Linked DNA regions of Homo sapiens: all the other regions are linked to region 3. Evidence: chromatin contacts called from ENCODE Hi-C or POLR2A ChIA-PET data. All regions are on one chromosome and are shown on one strand. The core of a region is the stretch at or near the end of the contact, and the rest is flanking DNA. Distances in the headings are between cores, read along the strand shown. Region 1 holds the start of KANSL2 (KAT8 regulatory NSL complex subunit 2). Region 2 holds the start of ZNF641 (zinc finger protein 641). Region 3 holds the start of HDAC7 (histone deacetylase 7).

The links. A loop is a pair of places that touch in the nucleus more often than their neighbours do. ChIA-PET counts read pairs that join two places held with the same protein, here RNA polymerase II (POLR2A). Pooled maps may share reads with other maps.
Region 1: a map of naive thymus-derived CD4-positive, alpha-beta T cell shows a loop between it and region 3 (3-fold over the local background). The contact joins the promoter of KANSL2 here to the promoter of HDAC7 in region 3. A Hi-C loop is called at or near these places in 1 of 168 maps with a recorded cell type or tissue (naive thymus-derived CD4-positive, alpha-beta T cell) and 7 of 50 pooled maps. POLR2A ChIA-PET finds 5 or more read pairs at or near these places in 2 of 52 experiments (both activated T-cell).
Region 2: a pooled map shows a loop between it and region 3 (4-fold over the local background). The contact joins the promoter of ZNF641 here to the promoter of HDAC7 in region 3. A Hi-C loop is called at or near these places in 4 of 50 pooled maps.

What each region holds. Positions count from the first base shown.
Region 1 is chr12:48,680,864-48,683,563 of GRCh38, reverse strand. It overlaps KANSL2 (KAT8 regulatory NSL complex subunit 2), which reads left to right and starts at 1,326. Exons shown (of 10, transcript NM_017822.4): 1 at 1,326-1,377; 2 at 1,923-2,182. The coding sequence starts at 1,932. RefSeq lists silencers at 979-1,028, 1,069-1,278 and an enhancer at 1,359-1,628.
Region 2 is chr12:48,349,495-48,352,194 of GRCh38, reverse strand. It overlaps ZNF641 (zinc finger protein 641), which reads left to right and starts at 1,276. Exons shown (of 6, transcript NM_001172681.2): 1 at 1,276-1,409. RefSeq lists silencers at 766-845, 1,126-1,555 and enhancers at 521-1,257, 1,696-1,765.
Region 3 is chr12:47,818,490-47,821,189 of GRCh38, reverse strand. It overlaps HDAC7 (histone deacetylase 7), which reads left to right and starts at 1,287. Exons shown (of 26, transcript NM_015401.5): 1 at 1,287-1,423. The coding sequence starts at 1,405. RefSeq lists enhancers at 1-446, 1,785-2,358 and silencers at 997-1,336, 1,477-1,556, 1,567-1,876.

The sequences.
Region 1 (2,700 bases), core at 77-2,576, 860 kb before region 3:
ATGTTCACTTCCACTGGGACTCATGCTCACTTGCTCGTTAGGCATGGATAAAACATCTTTCTTAAACTGACAGTGAGGAGATAAGAGATGCTGGAAAGCAAAAAATGTCTAGAAGGGTTATGGGAAGAAAGCTAGGAATCATTTCTACAAGTGGTGGAGATGACAGAAAGATGCTTTTAAACTAAAAATCCTTAAAGGATGGTATGATTGGTATTGTGTCTGTCATTTTTATGATACCTGCATTATTTAGCATGGAATTTTAAAGACAGGGCACACAGTTATGAGAAGCAGCCCTAAACTAGAACAAATATTTCCTTATTCTCAGTCCAATGCTCTTTACTATATAAGAGGCAATAAGGGATAAAGAATGCGGGCTGGGTTCAAATTCGTCTTCCTTTCCCATTTAATAGCTATGGTCCCATTCTGTTCCTCAGTCCTCTTATCTGTAAAATGGACATAATACTAACCTGTACCTCTTAGGGTTGCTTTGAAAAATTCAATGACTTTATACATGTAATTCCCAGAATCAGTAAACACCCAAAAAATGTTTCTCAGTGTTCTCTATACCAAATGTTCAGTACATGTATTGAACTGTTCACAAAAGAAAGCTAAAGACTTTTTATGTGTAAACAGTGATCCTCCAGCCTCTGTCTGATTTATTTTTTATTTATATATTTTTTTGAGACGGAGTTTCGCTCTTGTTGCCCAGGCTGGAGTGCAATGGCGCGATATCGGCTCACCGCAATCTCCGCCTCCCAGGTTCAAGAGATTCTCCTGTCTCAGCCTCCCGAGTAGCTGGAATTACAGGCGTGCACCACCACGCCCGGCTAATTTTGTATTTTTAGTAGAGACGGCGTTTCTCCATGTTGCTCAGGCTGGACTCGAGCTCCCGACCTCAGGTGATCTGCCAGCCTCAGCCTCCCAAAGTGTTGGGATTACAGGCGTGAGCCACCGCGCCCGGCCTGTCTGTCTGATTTTATACTAGCTGTGTACAGTGGTGAGGGAACAGCAGCCTAGGACCACAGACTGAGGGTCCAAAAGTAGCCGGAAAACGAGCCACGCTGCAAGGTGGAAAAATATTAGCTGGCAACCCGCCCCGCAGCCCGCTCTCCGCCCCCTTCCCCGGCTCACTCTCCTCCGGGCGGAGTTGCTGACAGACAGTCTGTCTTAGCCACCCCAACCTCGCATTTTCTCAGCGCTCCGCCCTCCCAGACACGATAGGTAGTTGGTCTCGGCCAATGGCGACATCCTGTCATACGAGCGGTAGCCAATGAGTAGCCAGGAGTCCGGAAAGGGGCGAGGCCGATCTGAGAGCCGCTGGCGCCACTAGAGAAGGGCGAGCGGCGCGGCAGAGTGCGGCGCAGCGCAGCTCCTGAGGTAAGATGGCGGTGCTCTTTCCTCTAAGCTCTTGCGGTTGGGCTGCTATTTCGCTCTTTTTGTCAGCTCAGAGCTGCTACTCCGCCTCAAAGCAGTGTCAGAGTCAGTCTCCTTCCTGCAGGCTTCCAGGAGCCAGGATCTCCGGTGACTGGAGCCGTAGGACAAAATGGCGCTCGCATAGGCTTCCGAGGCCAGGCCCAGTCGTGCGCTCTGAGGCAGGCCGGGACAAAGGCGGCGTGCGGGGAGGCGGCGTGGCCGCCGCGTGGGGCTGGTGTTGTCGCTTCCCTTCGTGCTGCAGCTGTGCGAGTCCTGAAGATACATTCAGCGTGGTGTGGTTCGGGGTGGGGCCGGGCATGGAGGGACACGCTAAAGGGAGGCAAAGCCACAGATGCCTGTGGAGACTTGGGGAGGGCGGCGGGGACTTACGGAGCGTACCTTACGGGGACGACTTCTGCATGTCCTTTGGAAACTGTCCGCGCGATCTGTGTGGAGCAGGAATTTTCGGGAAGGGTAAGGGCTTTTTGGTCTTTCGTTTGACCCCGCAGGTTTTGGTTATGAACAGGATTCGGATTCACGTCTTGCCAACCAATCGGGGGAGGATCACTCCAGTGCCCAGGTCTCAGGAACCTCTGTCTTGTGCATTCACTCATCGTCCATGCTCTCACCCTCGTCTGGAGGGGCAGGAGTTTTGCATTAAGCATATCCTTGAAGACAAGAATGCACCCTTCAAGCAGTGTAGTTATATATCGACGAAGAATGGAAAAAGATGTCCCAATGCTGCCCCAAAGCCAGAGAAGAAAGATGGGTATATATGTATAGATATATATGTCGTTTTTCTTAAAGCGAGGGGGTATGTGATATGATGCGGGCTTCAGCATAGCTGCCGCGTTTGAGATTTTGTCCTTGTAAATTTGGGGTTATGGTTGTATCCTTGGAAAACTGAAAAAACGGTGAAGACTGGAAAGACCCTTGAGTTGGATTACTTAGTTCACCTCTTTGGTTCTTTTCCCTTATCTGTAAAATAAAGGCATATTCTAAATTAGTCTTTTTTTTTTTTTTTTTTTTTTTAAGAGAGATGGGGTCTTGCTATTTTGACCAGGCCGGTCTCAAACTCCTGGCCTCAAGGTATCCTCCCATCTCGGCCTCCCAGAGTGCTGGGATTACAGGCGTGAGCGACCGCGCCCGGCCCTAAAGTTAATTTTTTGGCGGGGGGGCGGCGCACAGATTCTTGCTTTATTCCCCAGGCTGGAGTGCAGTGGAGATCTCGGCTCACTGCAACCTCCTCCTTCCAGGTTCAAGCGATTCTCCTGCCTCCTAAGTAGT
Region 2 (2,700 bases), core at 27-2,526, 530 kb before region 3:
CTGCTCCTAGAATATGCTCTATACTCTTCCCAACTGCGTGTCTACTGCATTTTCCTCTTTCATTAGACAGCCCTCCTGACTCTTCTCTGCCTCACGATTTCTGTCAGAGTGGGGGGCCTTCTCTGACCTCCGTCCCATACGTGGTCACTTCTCTTTGCTTCAAGTGCAGCGTACGTTCCTCTGTTTTAGAATCTACGTTTTTATTGCAAATATTTGTTGACATGTGCTTCCCCAGACTGTGAATCCTTTAACTCCCAGCATTTAGTTACAGTGTCTGGCACACGTAGAAAATAAATATGCATTAAACGAATGATTGTCACATATGACCTTAAGTGAGTCAATTATTTTTTAAGTCTACTAAATAAAATTTTTGAAAATTGTTGTAATGATGAAATAAGGAATGTGAATGTGACTTGTAGGTTATAAACAGATTCTAACAGCAATGGGTTTACTCACTGTTTGTAGGCCCTTCTCATCTTTTCTAGTCAAATCCATCTTAATGCTGCAAGGTAGCACTATCCAATAGAAATATAATGCAAGCCATATTTATAGCCACATTTAAAAAGTTAAAACCAGGTGAAATTAATTTTAATATATTTAACCCAATATACCCAAAATATCACTTTTTAAATTAAATCTTCTAAATCTTGGAACACATCTCTATTCAGACCAGCCACATTTCGAGAGCTCAGGTGTCACCTGCGGCTACGGCTCCCGCAAATGGGACAGCAGCCGCAAGGCCAACTTCAGATAGCAACCTGACTTCCCCTCAGGCAGAATAAGTGACTCCTCCTCAGTGCTCTCTCAAGCCCTTTATCCTATCGTGAAAACTAGAGGGTACGCTCCTTGAGGAATTCCAGACTGTTGTCTGGAGAAATCGCTCTCGGCCTCGGTCTGGCCTGTAACGGGCGGTTACGCAATTCCAGGTAATTGACGAACCCTGAGGACAGAACTCCGTGGGAGGCCCAGTAGCCAGAGCGGAAAATGGTCAGTCAGGCAAGAGTGCGGGCAAGTGGCCACAGCAGGCTGCGATTCCGGCGCCCGCCGCCCTCCAAGCGTCTCGGGCCGCACCCTCCCCACAGCGGCGGGCGCGGAGGTCCCGGGTTCGCGTTTGGGGGCGCCTGAGCCGCAGCCCCGCCCCCTCCCGTCCCTCCCTCCCTCCCTCCCTCCCACTCCTCTCCCTCCCACTCCTCTCCCTCCCACTCCCCGCACCTCCGCCGCCGCAGAGCCCCGGAAGCGGGCGGGGATTTCCTGTGCCCGCCCCGCCCCGCCCGCGCCTGCCGGGCCGCCGTCTCCGCCTGTCGCTGGCTCCGCCGGCCGCCGGCTCCCAGACGCAAGCGGAGGGCGGAGGGGAGGGGCAGGCGGCGCCCGGGAGGGAGGCACCGGGCCGCGGGCCAAGCCTACCGGGGGTGAGTGGAGCCGGGCCGGAGGGAGCTGCGGCTGGAGGGAGGGACGCCTGGCTTCCCGGGGCGGCTGGTGGGGGCTCGGTCACCCATAGGGGCTGGGAGGAGGATCGGCGCGTCTTCCGGGTTGCTGCCTTTCCCGGGGGTCTGCCCCGCTGACATTCTGTGCCCGCCTCTCGCCCTGTCTCCCCGTGCCCATCGCAACTGTCAGGCCCTGCGGGCTCCCGCCGCTGTCACTCGCGCACAGGTTACCCCGTGGCTCCCTTTCTCTTCACTTGCTCATGCCCCAGCTCATGGGAAACCTGTTTTCTGACCTCACTTCCCCTGCTCCAGTTCTGCCTTGCTCGGATTCTCTGAAATCTGACCCTTTCCAGGGGCACTGTGACAAGAAGAAGGGAAGAAGCAACCTTACCCCTGAGCAGGCTCCCGTCCCGCCCATGCCCTACCCGTGGCAGGGGCCAGGGTTCTCTGATGGACGGAGCCAACTCGTCCGTGTGCCCTTGGGCTACTCATTTTTATAACATGGCCCCTTTTCTGTTCATCAGCACTGGCTGCAGAAACTTCCTTTTGCAGGTCCCTTGCTACCCATATGTGTGAAGAAAAGGGGGAAATGAAAGCCCTAGAACCCACACTGCAGTGGGCATGGGATCATCCTGGAACCAGGAGAAACGAGGTTAGGGCTACCACCTTAACCGCCCAGGTGCTGGCTCTGCGTGAATATCTTAGGAAATGCAAGCTGAGGACAGGTACCCATCCCATCCTTTGCTGAGATTTTTGCTAGCACTTCCACGGATTTCTGTCAGTGGTATAGAAAAACTTACAGCTGGCCCAATGGGCTCTGCACAAAGAGGCTTCCCATTAAGAGACTCTGCTACCTGGGGGAGATGGAGAAAGGGTTTGAGACAAGTGTCCAGATATGTAGCTAGAGGTAAAGCCTTCAGGGAGGATTTGCACAGGAGCTAGAGAACCAGAAAGATGGGACGAAGAGGGAGAATTAGTGCCCTGTGTGTTAAAAGTGGATACAGAGCTGGAATTCAGAGAAGAGAGCTAAAATGGAAGTTTCCCTTTATTGCTTTAGCAAGAATTTTCCTTTCTCATGAAAAGTCTCTGAAAAGGAAACCTCCTAGGCTGGGAATCAGTCCAGGGTGCTCCCATGAGGCCCTGAGCCATCTTTGGACTTCTGAGATAAAAAGGGAATTTGTTTTTCCTGTGCATTGGGCTTAGGGTTCCCACCTACCTCTTTTGTCAAAGACAAATAGGCAAGAAAATAGACGACTTGACATCTGTGATTACCTAC
Region 3 (2,700 bases), core at 38-2,537:
CTCTGGGGCTGCCTCAATTTTTCCTTCTCTGGATTCTTGGGGTTTCTTAGGATTGCGGGAGATAGAATGGGGTCAGGGGAAGCTGCTCCTTGGTTTACAATGGTGGCGCCTCACGCTGCAGAGAGCCCAGTGTTCCTGCGTGGTGGACCTCTCCCCTTCCTAGGAGCAGCTCCAGATTGCTGGAGGCAGACACGGCTGACCGGCTAGCCCAGGAAGCACAATGGCGAGGTCCTTAGCCCCTGACCCCTGAATCTGACCTTCTCTCCAGCTAAAAGCGGAGGGAGAGGCAGGGAGGGCCACTGCCTAAAGCCGGCCCTGAGCTGAGTTTATTAGCTGAGGGAGGGCTGGAGGCGGCTGCATTCCGACTCACAGACTGGAACATTTCTGTGATCCGCTGTAATGCACTGGGGGACACTGGGCACATTGCTGAAGTTTGACTCATAGGGACCGGGAGGGGGAAAGAGGGGGGTTGTGGAGGGAGAGGAATGGGAGGAAGAGAGGAAGAGGAGAGGAGGGAAGGAAGTCCCTTGAGAAATTTCTTTAAAAAAAGAAAACTTTCAAAATCTGCACCACCCCCACACCCTTTTTCTTTTAATAGGAACAGGCTGGACCCTTCCGTTCCCCTCAGCAGGCATGGTGTGTGTGTGGGGGTGCCAGTGGGGGAGGGCTGGGCAGTGATTCAAATCAGATCCTGGAACTTTCCTGAGGCAAGTCGTGCTTATGTGTGTGTGTGTGTGGTGGGGGGTGTCCGTCTGGGATTCCTTGTATGGGACATGGGACACCACGCGTGTCCCACTGTGCCCGCGTGTGGCTGCGTGCTTGTGGGCTGTACGGGTATGTAGTGTGTGCACGGGGGTCCACCCCGAAGCCCCAGTGTGTGCTGTGTAAATGATTCTGCCCCTTGTAAACATGGATGCGTGCTCGTGTACGTTGTGTATGCGAGGGTGCGTGCGCCCAGGTAGCTGGGTTTCCGGGAATTGTGCACGGCTCGGAGCGCCTCGCGGCGGCTGGGGCTCGGAGCCGCGGCCGGCGTTCCGGGTTCGGCGCTGCCTCCCCGGCAGTGCGCCGCGCCCCGCCGCGATCTGGCCGCGCGCGGTGTCTGCGGCCCGCCTGTGCGCCGCGCGGTGCAGTGTCTGCCGGGGTGGTGTGTCCCAGGGCCGCGAGCGCCTGCCCCCTCCCTCCCCTCCCCCTTGGCCCGCTCTCAGACTCAGATAAAGCATTTCCTTCCATTGTCATCCTACCCGGCCGGCCGGGCTGCCAGGGCCCTCCCCCTCCCGGCCCCCTCCCTTCCTCTCGCCGTCTCACAGTCGCTCTGCAGCCTCCGGCGACTGGGGGGATGTGAGGCCGGCGCCCCAGCCCCCCGCCCCGCCATGAGCCCCCCGCTCTGAGGGCCCCGGCCCCTGGATGCACAGCCCCGGCGCTGGTGAGTACTGGGCGGCCGCCCCCCGCCCCGCCCTGCGCGCGGCACCCAGCGTCGCCCGCCCAGGCTCGGCCTCCGGCCCTGGCCCCGGCTCCGGCTCCGGCTCCGGCTCGGGCTCCCGCCAGCCCCGCGGGCCCAGCCCGGCTTGCGCCCCCCGACCGCGCCTGTCCCGCCCGGCTCCGCGGGGCTCTGGCAGGCTCCGGGTCGGAGCTGGTTCCGGGGGCCGGAGGGCTCGGGCCTCCCGCGGGGCGCCCACATCCGCCCGCCCCGGGGCAGCTACAGGCCCAAGGGAGGGAGTTGGAGGCCCCGGCCGCCGGTGTGCGGGCCCCACGTCCCATCACCCCTGTTCCCGGGGAGGACGAGCCGAGGGACCGGGGAGGGAGGGACGGCCGCGGTGGCCCGGCGAGGGGGCGGTGCTCCGGGGCGGAAGGTTTGGAAGCGCGAGGGCAAAGGGCAGGACCCACTGAGTTGGGGCTGGGCTTTGTGGGGCTGGACATCAGCGCCCCCATCCCGTGGAGCCGGGCAGGGCCCTACTCAGATCCTTCGGCGGGGAAAGAGGTCCCTTGGAGGGGTCTCTGGCTGGGAGGTTTCTCTGAGCATTGCCCCCCATCCTTGCTCACCCATCAGGGTGAAGAGACACCTGTGCCCTGGTGAGCTGTGGAGGTCAATGCCGGCAGCGGCGCGGGAAGCGGGGCGCCGCAGGCTGTGTGAGGGGTGGGGGACAGGATGTGCACCCCCCAGGCCTGGGGTCTGTTGGTGTTGGGGAGTGTGAGAGCAGGCGGCAAATTTGGCGGATGGGCTGGGTTCCCACGACCAGAGTTTCTAGGCCTGTGGGCCAGGAGAGAGCCCTCTGGGGCCCGCAGGCCACCCAGTGCCCCACCCCCATTGCTTCCCGCTGTGGCTGCCCGTTTGGGTCTGACCTCCCCAGCCACGGCTGCTCCTCACTCCTTCTCCCCGCTGGCTGTCTTGCGCACCCAAAGGCCTCCCCCTGCATCTGGACACTGGCTGTCTCGCTGCCAACGCTCCCTGCCCACTCCCCTAGGCAACATCTGCCTGAGGCCCAGCTCTGCCTGCCGCTTTCTAGGGTGAGAATGGGGCATCGGCCCTCAGCGGCCCTGCTGGGAGCTCAAGATCAACTTCTCAGCCTGTTCCCTGGACTTGCATCTGGACCTGTGGGACCTTCCTCAGGACCCCTATTCAGCTATAGGGCTGGCAGGAGACTGTGACTCAGGTCCCTGCCCTCCAATGAGACGCTTTGGCGGCCCTTTCCCCCTCCCAGG